2 separate regions of the Mus musculus genome follow, and region 1 is linked to region 2. A link is a contact called in ENCODE Hi-C or POLR2A ChIA-PET data. All regions are on one chromosome and are shown on one strand. The core of a region is the stretch at or near the end of the contact, and the rest is flanking DNA. Distances in the headings are between cores, read along the strand shown. Region 1 holds the start of Pdia5 (protein disulfide isomerase associated 5). Region 2 holds the start of Sema5b (sema domain, seven thrombospondin repeats (type 1 and type 1-like), transmembrane domain (TM) and short cytoplasmic domain, (semaphorin) 5B).

Region 1 (5,146 bases), core at 1,552-4,051, 50 kb before region 2:
ATTACTTTCCAAAGTCTGAAAGAGGCCAAAGGGTATTGTACCGTGCCACAATTATTAATTAAATCACTCCCGTATTTTTGCTTTTATAATAGATGCGGTACTCACACAGCCCTGTACACGAATCTCTGTCAATCCTTTTCCACCCGTTCCCCTTATTTGAGGAAGGGTGGCTCCAAAAGCCACAGTGGATGCCTGAAACTACAGGTCGTACAGAACATAGAGGCTTTTCCTCTCATACATACATACATACATACCTGTGAACAAGTTTAATTTATAAACTAGGCAGAGATTTAAAATAAGTAATAATACAGTATTATGACTGAATTAAAATAATGAAATACATCTGTTATTACTATGCTGGTGATAAAAGTAAATGTGGTCTCTCAAAATATCGTCTTGTAAAATGCTCACTTTTTTTTTTTTTAAGTCATGGTAGCTGGCCTGAAATCCTGAGGATGCCCTTGGCTCTCTGACCCAATCGCCTGGCTTTATACCATACCCAATTTACGTGGTGCTGGGATCCAACCCAGGGCCTCATATAGACAAGGCAAGTGCGGTATCATCCAAGCTAGGTCATCAGACCCCACCTTTCTTCTTACTGACCACAGATGACTTCCAACTTGACAGTGAGACCACATACAGGGGATACTGAATTGTTTTCCTTTTCTTTTGTACAGTATTAAGAACTGAATCTAGCGCATGCTAGGCTGGCCCTCTGCCCCCCAGACTGCCCTTAAACTTACTCTTGTAGTCCAAACAGGACTTTCCATCCTCCTGCCTCAACCTCCTAAGTAGCTGGGATTCCAAAGCCATGCCATCAGACCCAGTTAAATCCATTTTCATAAAACCCTGGGCCACGCCCAGTGGCCTTCAGTCAATACAGAGCGAACAAAGAAGTCAAACTGCTCCCAGGGATGTAGGAAGCCCTTATCAAATCCACATAGCTTTTAAATGCACAGAGGCCCAACCCGCAGTCACTTGCTGCGGATTCCAGGCTCTCATCCCTCTACCTTGTATTTGCGGAGCTAACTCTAGGCTCAGGAACGTCCAGCTGCCAGGTGCTTTGGGCAAACCTCAAAGTTCTTCCTCATTGCCTGAGGGGAAGGTACATACAGACCTCCGAAATACCCACAACACATTAATTCCTGGACTCTGCTCCACCCACCTCAATAAGGCCCCAGGGGCTCTCCCTTGGCAGACTCTCCCTCTCAGAGATGTGACCTCTCCCTGTGGGGACTCTCCACCTCAGATAATGTATGGCTCTCCTGTGGCAGGCTGGCAGCAGTTAGGGTATTAGCTCTTGTCCTTCGAACAGTATTTGCTCACAGGATTGACTGCTGTTCAGCCGAGGGCAACACCTGAAGGCAGGCGCAGAGTGTAGTTTGCTCCCCACCCAAAATTCAACCCGGTGGCAAACAATGTGGTTGATAAATGTTTACAGAGTAAAAGGTCAGTCCCCTGGGCTCTTGTTTTTACTGAAGGGAGGGAAAAAGGAAGAAAGCAAAACCCTCCTCCCTCAGAGTTCAAGGACTGACATCCTGATGGGAGTCAGCCCAACTGGCTCCAGGAAACTTATGTCAAACATCATGGCACACCACCAGCACCCCAAAGCTTCGCGGTAACCTACTAGATCTCTCCTAGACGGAGGATGCAGAACTGGGAACAGGGAGCTTCCTTTGACACCTTCTTCCACATAACAGAAAACTCGATGTCACTCCTTTAACTGGTGATCCCAAAGGACAGGGCACTGCGGAGTTCAAGCGTTTAGATCTAATCACCCCTCCCTTTCCACCACACCCCCCCCCATCTGCCCAGCATCCTTGCCACACCCAAAGGGAAAACAGTGGAGTGGTAGGGGCAAGTAAGTCTTCCGAACTTGGTGATAGTGGCGGTGGCCATAAGGAGATGGACCCAACACAAGGGAGACAAGAAGTTACGAGAGAGATGTGGAAGAAGGCAACTACATCCTGTCACACACCCACAACCACACCTCAGCCCCAGGGGCAAACCCGTCCCCAGTCCCCACTTCTTCTCGGGGGATGCTTGTTCGGGAAAGTCCTCCCATCCCCACATAGTCTGCACCACGGTTCACCCCTCCTCCACTTCTGTATCACTCCGGTATCATTTTGCAGTCTCCGGAGCTGGTTCCACCGACTCCTCAGCCGACCCGTCTGACAACCTCCTTAGCGGGTATCTTTACGGTTTCCCATCTCATAGAAGGAACGCAGACACGTTTACAGATCCAGGGCGCCACACACACAGCTCGAAAGTGGCCGGGGCTGGAGCCGGCATCACCGTGGGAGCAGAACTCTTGGAGGTGGTGACCCCACCCAACCCGTCACGCGCCCTTTCTCCGGGGGTCCAACCCACGAGCAAGTGTTCCTGCTGCGCAAGTGGAAGGCAGCCTCCACCCCACACTCACACAGGTGCAAGCACCGCCCGGGGAGTCCTGCTTAGGCTAAGGACATCCCAGACCTGCGTCCCCGCAAAGTTGTGCGGGAGCGCGAACCCGGAGAGAGGGATCACCCGGCCCGGCCCCAGTGGAGAGCAGAGGACCAAAGACCCTATTGCCACCCGGCGAGCACGCCCCCAACCAACCCGGACCGCGCGCTCCCACGGCCATGCGGGACGCACGTGTCGCCGGCCCACAGCCTCACCCCAATCGCCAGTAGCAGCCCCCACGCCCGCGCCATCCCCGCCGCCTCCTGCCGTCTGCACCCGGCTCCCGCGCACGCCTGCCAGCTCCACCTCGGCCAACAGCTACGGCCACTTCACAGCCGCTCCCCGCCTCCGAGTTCCCGGTGCCACGTCTGCCAAAGCATGCGCACCAGGCTAGGAGAGGCGGCCCGGGAAGGAGCCTGCCGGGAGTTGTAGTTCACGAGAAGCTCGGGATGCCTCTGCCTCGGACTTTGCCTGAGGACGCAGAGTAGCAGCTGTGAGGATGGGGGGCAGGGAGGCTGGGGAGTAGGGACAGTTGTTCACTAAGGAGCCTTGCTCTGTGCCCGCAGAATCAGAACCAACAACTCACTCTGCCCCCAGAAGTTAGTTTCCCCACCCCGAGGATTAGCAGGCAACCCAGAGAATTCCAGTCATTTGACTGTAGGTACTAATTGTAAAGTCTATGATGGCCTGTGGAGGATGGAAAATGCCATCTGCTCCCGAGGCTTTTTTTTTCCCCTTGACAAAACATTATTGAGGTGTCGGGAAAACAATTTAGAGAGCCCAAAAAATATTAAGTATAGATCACCACACTATCCCCTTACTCCTTAACCATATACTCAAAAGAATCGAAAAGTGTGTTCAAGTAGTACTAGCACACCAATGTTCCTAGCAGCGCTGTTTATGATAGTCAAAGAAGAAAGAAAGGAAGAAAGAAAGAAAGAAAGAAAGAAAGAAAGAAAGAGTGAGTCTAAATATCCTCAAAAGACAAATACAGAAAATGTGATATACACCGGTACAACGGAATACTATTCATCCAATAAAAAGAAATTCACACAACCATGTTAACAAATATCAAAAATATATGATGCTGATTCTTAAAAAGCCAAATGCAAAATGTTGTATATTGTATGATTGCATTTATATAAAATATACAAAAATTGGAAAAAATGGTTTTGGTTTTGTTTTTTTTTTTTTGGTTTGTTTGTTTGCATTTTGTGTAAACAGATTACTCTGACCTGGGGAATGGAGGAAAGGAATTTCAGTTCAGAAATCCATTGATGAGGATGAAAATCTTTCAGAGCTAGATAAAAGGGGAAGCAGCACAGCATTATGAATGTATTAAATGCCACCAAACTGTATCATTTAAATAGTTAATTGATGTTAAATGAATGCTAATTACCTGAACAAAAAATGTAAAATGGGAGCTGGACAATGGGTACATTATTTAGGAGCACTTGCTGCTGTTGGCTCCCACATAGCAACTAACAACCATCCTGTAACCCCAATTCCAGGGTATCTGATCTCCAAGGGCACAAGATATGATTGTGGTACTCCTACATATGGGTAGGGTGGTGCACGCCTTTAATCCCAGCACTCGGGAGGTAGAGGCAGGCGGATTTCTGAGTTCGAGACCAGCCTGGTCTATAAAGTGAGTTCCAGGACAGCCAGGGCTATACAGAGAAACCCTGACTCGAAAAACCCAAAAAACAAACAAACAAAAACCAACAACAAAAAAAAAAAAAAAAAACACCCATAGACATAAGACAGGTCTTTTATGTACAACAAAACAAAAAATCCTCTTTTGAATCCTCTTTGTCACGCGCACCATCAGCTTGTCACTTCATTTAGGAATGTTTGTTGGACAACTACTCCGTCATAAGGATGCAAATGGAGAATAATAAAATGGACAGAGGAAGTGCACATTGAGGAGTTGGGAGATATTCCCTGAATAAACGTTGCCAGCTGTCTAAAGCCTCTCTCATCCCCCAGTTTCCAGGTGTCTACTCCTTACCTTTAGTGCATACCCATTGTTAGTCTTTAGCTGTCTTGCCTTCCAGAAACACTGTGTGTAAACAAACACACAAGCCTACATCACTTTGTGTCAGGAGTGCTCACAGCATCACAGTAGCAACCATCACATTGTACATGGGAGCTAACTGCCACATTGTAGCAACCATCTCATTGTTTCATCAATGTTATTCAGGAAATTGTTGCATGTGCTGCTTTGGGGTAAGTCCCCAGAGATAGGGCTGTGTCCTAAGTCACTTGCTTTTATTGATTATGAAGATGACTTGGGTAATTAGCCCAACAGAGAGTTGCATCTTAAGTAGAGACTGCTGATGTAGTCCTTAGGCCAGCTGAAATGGAACTTGTGGAGGTGGAAGACTATGCAGAATAACCTGACCCAGGAACAATTGCTGCTCCTGACCTGCAGGCTCCAAGTTCCGTCTCTCGGTCAGGCTAAAGTCTCAAGGCCATACACACCTAGCTGTCATTCTTGGCTCACCCCTTCTCAAGAGACCCATCTAAGTCCTTACTGTGTTCTGTTAATTCTACTTCCAAAATACAGGCATTCTGTCACACCTGCTGTCACTAGTGTGCCCCACTTGGTGAAGGTAACAGCAGTCTCTGTGCCTGCTATTCCTAATGATCCATACGGTATTGTCACTTAGGTCTTGCTGGTCATGTCCCCAAAGCCTTCCAA
Region 2 (5,391 bases), core at 2,057-4,556:
GGTCTTCCTGTGACCTCTCCACCTCACATAGTGAGTGACACATTTAGAGGGAAGGAAGGAAGGAAGGAAGATCCCTCATGGTAGTTGAGGACAATAGCCAGGCTGTCATTTAGTGACACTTCAGTTCCTCTGACCTGAGTGTGCTTTTGGTTCACAAAGTGACAGTGACTTCTGAGATGGGCATTTGCTTCCTTGTCATCCCACAACACAACGAGCAGGCAATTCTGGGACCGCGAAACAATTTGGACATTATAAGTGATGGCTTCTTTTTTTGTTTTCAATTTTCTTTCTCCTATCAGTATACAACTGGCTGTTGTTTGCCTTTTGCTGTTAGACAAGATTTGTGCTTGTGCTGAGGCTAGGCACAGGCATTTGCACACACACACACACACACACACACACACACACACACACACACACACTGCCTCTCTTGGGAAAAGCTATACTATACCGGTTTTCAGAGGGAGTCACTCGGAAGGGAGAAAGGGAACAGCCTTGTCCTCTCAGCTTTGCCACCCTTGAACCTGAAAATGTATACTTCTTAATCTCTTGGAACCTCAGCTCTAGATAATTCGGGAATTTCTACATCAAGGGTGAATGCTAAGAACTCTGGTCACCCGCTACGTTCACTGCTCTTTGGCTTGTTTGTTTGCGATAATTTGGTATTAATTACTGTATTTACATTCAGCTTAATTAACAGTGTTCAGATAGGTGGAGGATGGCTCTTCCTAGGAGTAATTATTGCAGAGGTTATTGCAAAGGTCTAAGAAAGTGGCAGGAGCTGCTGCTGCTGCTGGAACCAGCGCTTCGGATTTTGTCCCAAGTACAATAATTCTAAGATTCTCTCCCGGCTAAGTTGGCCAAGCACCAGGGTATGCCTGGAGCAGGTGGTGAGCCAGGCTCAGGAAGAAACTGTCCCCTTTCTTAGTGTCCAGCCTCTGGAGCTCTCTGGTATTGAGAGTCCTTGAGTAATCACTGGTAATCAATACAACACAGTAGGATGCAATTAGGATTAATTAGCTCAGGGTTGCGAGCAGGCTTGCTCCTCAGCCTGTGTCTCTGAGTGTCTCCTTCTTGGCTCCTCCTAAAGATGATGATCACCTTTTCTGTTTCCCCCAGACAAGGGTGTCGCCTTTTCTCTTCCTGCGCCAACCTCCCTCCCCGGCTCATTCATAAGGAGAGGGGAAGCCAGGAAGGGGTGTGGGAAAGGCGGTGGGAAGACGGTGTGAAGGACGGAGGCTTTCCAAGAGACAGTGGTGGCCCGCAGAATCATCCAGAAGGCATTTGCCTATTTTCCCAGCCAGCCAAACAGCCTCCCCTCACTTCGTGCAGCTTATGGAACATTATGGTTTTGGTTTAATCAAACGGTGCTTCTAGGGCTTGGAGAGATGGCTCAGCAGTTCTCTTGCTGTTCTTGCAGAGGACCTCAGTATGATTCCCGGCATCCACACCAGGGGACTCACAACTGCAGATCCAGGGGATCCAATGTCTTCTTCTTGTCTCCACGGGCACCAGAACACACATGGCATACACTCACACAGACACACAAGCCAACATATAGAATGAAAAGAAATCTTTAAAAAAGATGTTTTATATTCCACATCTTTGTATCTTTGCCATGGTAAAAACAATCCTCTAGGGATTGGGAGTGTGGGGGAGGGTTGGGCCAGTGTGTATAGCATGGAAGAGGTCCAGAGATTCTAGAAACTGGCTTCTACTCTCCAGATCTCTTGGTCTGTGTAGCGCATACTGCTTCTTCAGAGCTGACCCCCGGCTTAGATGTGTCTGTGCTCAGACGACGCTTTCTCCCCATCCCCATCTTTGCATCTCTCTTTGGGTCCAGAATAGGTTTTATCTTTGTGAGTTCTTCTTTATGCAGCACATTACGAGCTTCAGCATTTTTCTGTTGCCCTAGAAAGACTATCTCTCTGAGGTCTGGTACTGTTTCCCTTTTCACAGCACCTCATAAAGGGCTTCCTTAGAGCACACCCTTTCTGTTCCACTACCCTGGAGGTACTGGAGGGAAGCATCCCGGGATTCCTACTGCCTGCATCCTGGGACTCCTACCGCCTCCATCACTATCTCCATCCTTCTGCATTTTTCCGAGGTTTCATTTTGTAACACGAAGTGCTTCACCTGGAATCGGTTCTAATTCTCCAAAGCATTCCAGAGAGACTCTTAGCGTTTTTATTCCCCTAAAGCATTATTTGGCGGTTTTCTCTGGTTTTCTCTTAGAAGCACACTTCTCTTGTTTTGATTGTTCAGGTCCTTTGTCTTTCCCACTTTTTCACTTCCTTAGCTCACCTTATTTTATAATTAAAGTACCTCTTCTGTTCAGCAGAGGGCTCCCTTTCCATCCGTGCTTGTAGCCCTAGCATCTAGGATTTGAAGCTTGCGCTCCTCGACTTTCTCTGTCGACACTAGATCACTTAACTTGGAAACAATCCCACCTAGCTTGGTGTGGCTGCGCTAAGGGTCCCTCTGCTGCGGACATTACTCCGTTCCTCTAGGATTGAACATTCTTTGGATACCCTCCCAGTGTTCCTGAAGCCATTTCACTCCCTGGATCCCCTGCTGGTTCTTCATACGAGGTTCGGTAGGGTGCACATCACTAACGTCAATTTACAGCCGAGGAAACTGAGACTTAGAGAGATTCACCCAAGATCTTGTAGCTTGTGAGGTTAACTAGCAACCGGTCAGCTCTGGCTTTTCGGTCCAGCCCAGCAGCTTAGCATCTCGCTGTTGCTGGAGTTGATTACAATCTCCCGGGTTTAGTACGCGGTCCTTTTCTCATTCATATTTCAAATCCACAGGCAGAAAAATGTTTCTACACAGCTAAAGGGGCTGGGGTATTGGGGACCCCAGGGTGTGTGTTGGGGGGAGAGCTTTCTCAGGCTCCAAGTTGGGGTCGGTTTGAGATGGGGATGGCAGAGAACGGTAAGGTAAAACCTAGCAAAAGATGGCAAAGGCTAGAGACCTAGGACAGAGGCAGCTTCTGTCCACCCATCCCCATAGCTCGCAAGCTAGGGGCCGGAGTTCTGCTAGGGGGCGAAATCGGGATGCAGGGCGCCCCCTCGCGCTCTCCCGCTCTCCTCCGGGCTGGCGGGTGAAGCGCCAGCAGTCGCAGGTCCTCTCCATCCCCCTCCTCCTTTTCTCCCCCGCTCCCCTCCTTCTCTCCTCTGGCTTCCAACTCCTCCCCCACGCCTCCCCCCCACCCCACCGCCTGCTCCCTCACTCTCCTCCTCCCGGCTCGCTCCGGCGCGCGGGGTCTGGAGCTAGTTGGAGCGCGGGGGTTGGTGCTGGAGCCCAGCTCCGCCGAGCCCCGCCGGTCGGCCGCGCATCCAGCGGCTGTTGGAGCAGCCGGAGCGCAGCCGGGCCCGACAGGAGTCGGAGACTGCGGCGGAGCGCTGAACCCGTAGTCCGGAGCCTTGCTGTTCGGCCGCCCCATTCCCAGACCGGCCACCAGCCCTCGGGTTCGTCGCTGTGGTCCGCACCGCCCTGAGCCCAGGGCCGCGGGGAGCCCGGCACCTGCGCGTGCTGCCGGGAGGTGAGTCCGGGAGCTTCCGGAGCTTTTTCCCTCGCCAGCTGGGGCTGTGAGTTGCAAACTTCAGCAACTAGGATAGGTAGAGGGGTGGGAGTCCGGGGGCGCTGGTAAGTTGGAGGCACGTTGGGGAGGCTTCAGGGGGCTGGAGCGCGGGTCCCGGGGCTGTCTGGGGCTACCTCGGCTGGGGCGCCACCGGAGCTGCTGCGTTCCTGACACCCGCTCGCTCTGGCTTCTGGCTCCACTGGGCTGCGATCAGCGCGTCTAGGCTGCAGCCGCGGCGGAGACCCAGATCGCGGGCCTGGAGTAGGGGGACTGACCAGGGAAAGGCTGGGGGAGCGAGGGGGCAAAGGAACGGAGACTGGGCCGAGACAGAGGTTCAGCAGAGGGCGGGCGGGGAAACCTGGCAGAGGAAGAGTGCGGGCGGCGAGGCGCGTGGGAACGCGTGGCCGGCCCAGAGTGTGAAATCTCCCGCGCAGGGACGTCCCCCATGCCGCCGCCACCAACCCGGCCCTCGCCTGATTCTTCCTAGACCCCTCCACCCCCTAGGCTACTCCAGCCTTAACTGGGCCCTTCGGAGCCCACAGTGTCCTCTAAGGCCCTGGATGGAGCAGCCCGGGGCCCCTTGCTCCTGCCTCAGCCAGTGAAGCGGGTGCGGCGGCGGGAACCTGGGACTAAAGGGGCGATTTCCTGATTTATTTTTCTCATGGTAATTTGTCTTTGTGATTGGGGCTGCCCATTCACTTTCCGCTCACGTCGTGCGGGAGATCCAGCGCGGAGGGAGGGATGGGGGGGGGGGTTGCGCTTGGGCACAAGGAGGGATGCGAACAGGAAAGGGGATCCGGGGACCCGAGCCGGCGGGAGCGGAGACAGAAGTAGCAGCAGGACCCGCGGAGAAAAAGCGAAGGTGAAGAGGATCGGCAGAACGATGTGGGCTCCGTTGCGGGCCTCAAACTTTAAAGAACCAGACGACCACCTGAAGCGCCGATCTCATCCCTTCTGGTTGCTTTACCGGGGCCCGGTTCTGAGTCGTCTCGCCCCGTTGCGCCAGACATGAGTAGGCGCTGAGTTTGGATCTGGAGCGGTGGCCTCGGGACCTTGCCCCCAGGCCTGCGATCCTCTTCTGGCTTTTGATAATTGGAGAAGAGCCTACAGAGCGCATCTGGTCAGCCCACCTTTAGTGGGCCATGCGCTCTTGGTCAGCCAAATAGGACTGGGGTATTGGAAGTTTGACTGTGTCTAGAACCTACACGATCCTGCCTTCACTGGCCCTAACTCCGATCTCTTTTCTCCACCCTTTTGTAAATTCAATCTCCTTCCACCCGTCTCTGCTCTCCCATTGCCTACCCGCATTCTGTACCGACTTGGACCTCATTCTGCGGTGCTCTGTTCAACCTCCCTACCTACCCACCCCCATCTTTTAGTCCACCCCTTTCCAGTCTTCCTTACCCCCCCTTGTTTTTTTTTCTTGGCATTTACAAGTGGCTTCTTGTCTTTCTGGAGCCCACGACCTTGAGGAAGGGGCAGAGGAGAATTCGAGCTTTAGAGTGGGACCTCACCAGTACGAGGGTGTGTGGGAGGGTGAGAGTAAGAGGCTTGGAAAGAAAACACCCTGTCTCAAATCTAGCTTCTTCCCAGTGCAGGGGAAAGAAGGGTTAAAACCAGAGTACAGTGGTGTGTGTGTGTGTGTGTGTGTGTGTGTGTGTGTGTGTGTGTGTGTGTGTGAGAGAGAGAGAGAGAGAGAGAGAGAGAGAGAGAGAGAGAGAGAGAGATCTGTGAGCAACAAGAACCTTCGACTTTCTGAGCTTTAGAGAGGATCCTCCAGGAGTAAAGGTCACCTGGGCTCTGGC

The links. Hi-C counts contacts between places; a loop is a spot of excess contacts on that map. ChIA-PET counts read pairs that join two places held with the same protein, here RNA polymerase II (POLR2A).
Region 1: POLR2A ChIA-PET joins it to region 2 with 17 read pairs in Patski. The contact joins the promoter of Pdia5 here to the promoter of Sema5b in region 2. A Hi-C loop is called at or near these places in 3 of 37 maps with a recorded cell type or tissue (ES-E14, Patski and mouse embryonic stem cell). POLR2A ChIA-PET finds 5 or more read pairs at or near these places in 4 of 5 experiments (Patski and embryonic stem cell).

Annotation. Positions count from the first base shown.
Region 1 is chr16:35,488,072-35,493,217 of GRCm38, forward strand. It overlaps Pdia5 (protein disulfide isomerase associated 5), which reads right to left and starts at 2,802. Exons shown (of 17, transcript NM_028295.1): 1 at 2,658-2,802. The coding sequence starts at 2,693.
Region 2 is chr16:35,538,056-35,543,446 of GRCm38, forward strand. It overlaps Sema5b (sema domain, seven thrombospondin repeats (type 1 and type 1-like), transmembrane domain (TM) and short cytoplasmic domain, (semaphorin) 5B), which reads left to right and starts at 3,307. Exons shown (of 22, transcript NM_013661.2): 1 at 3,307-3,547.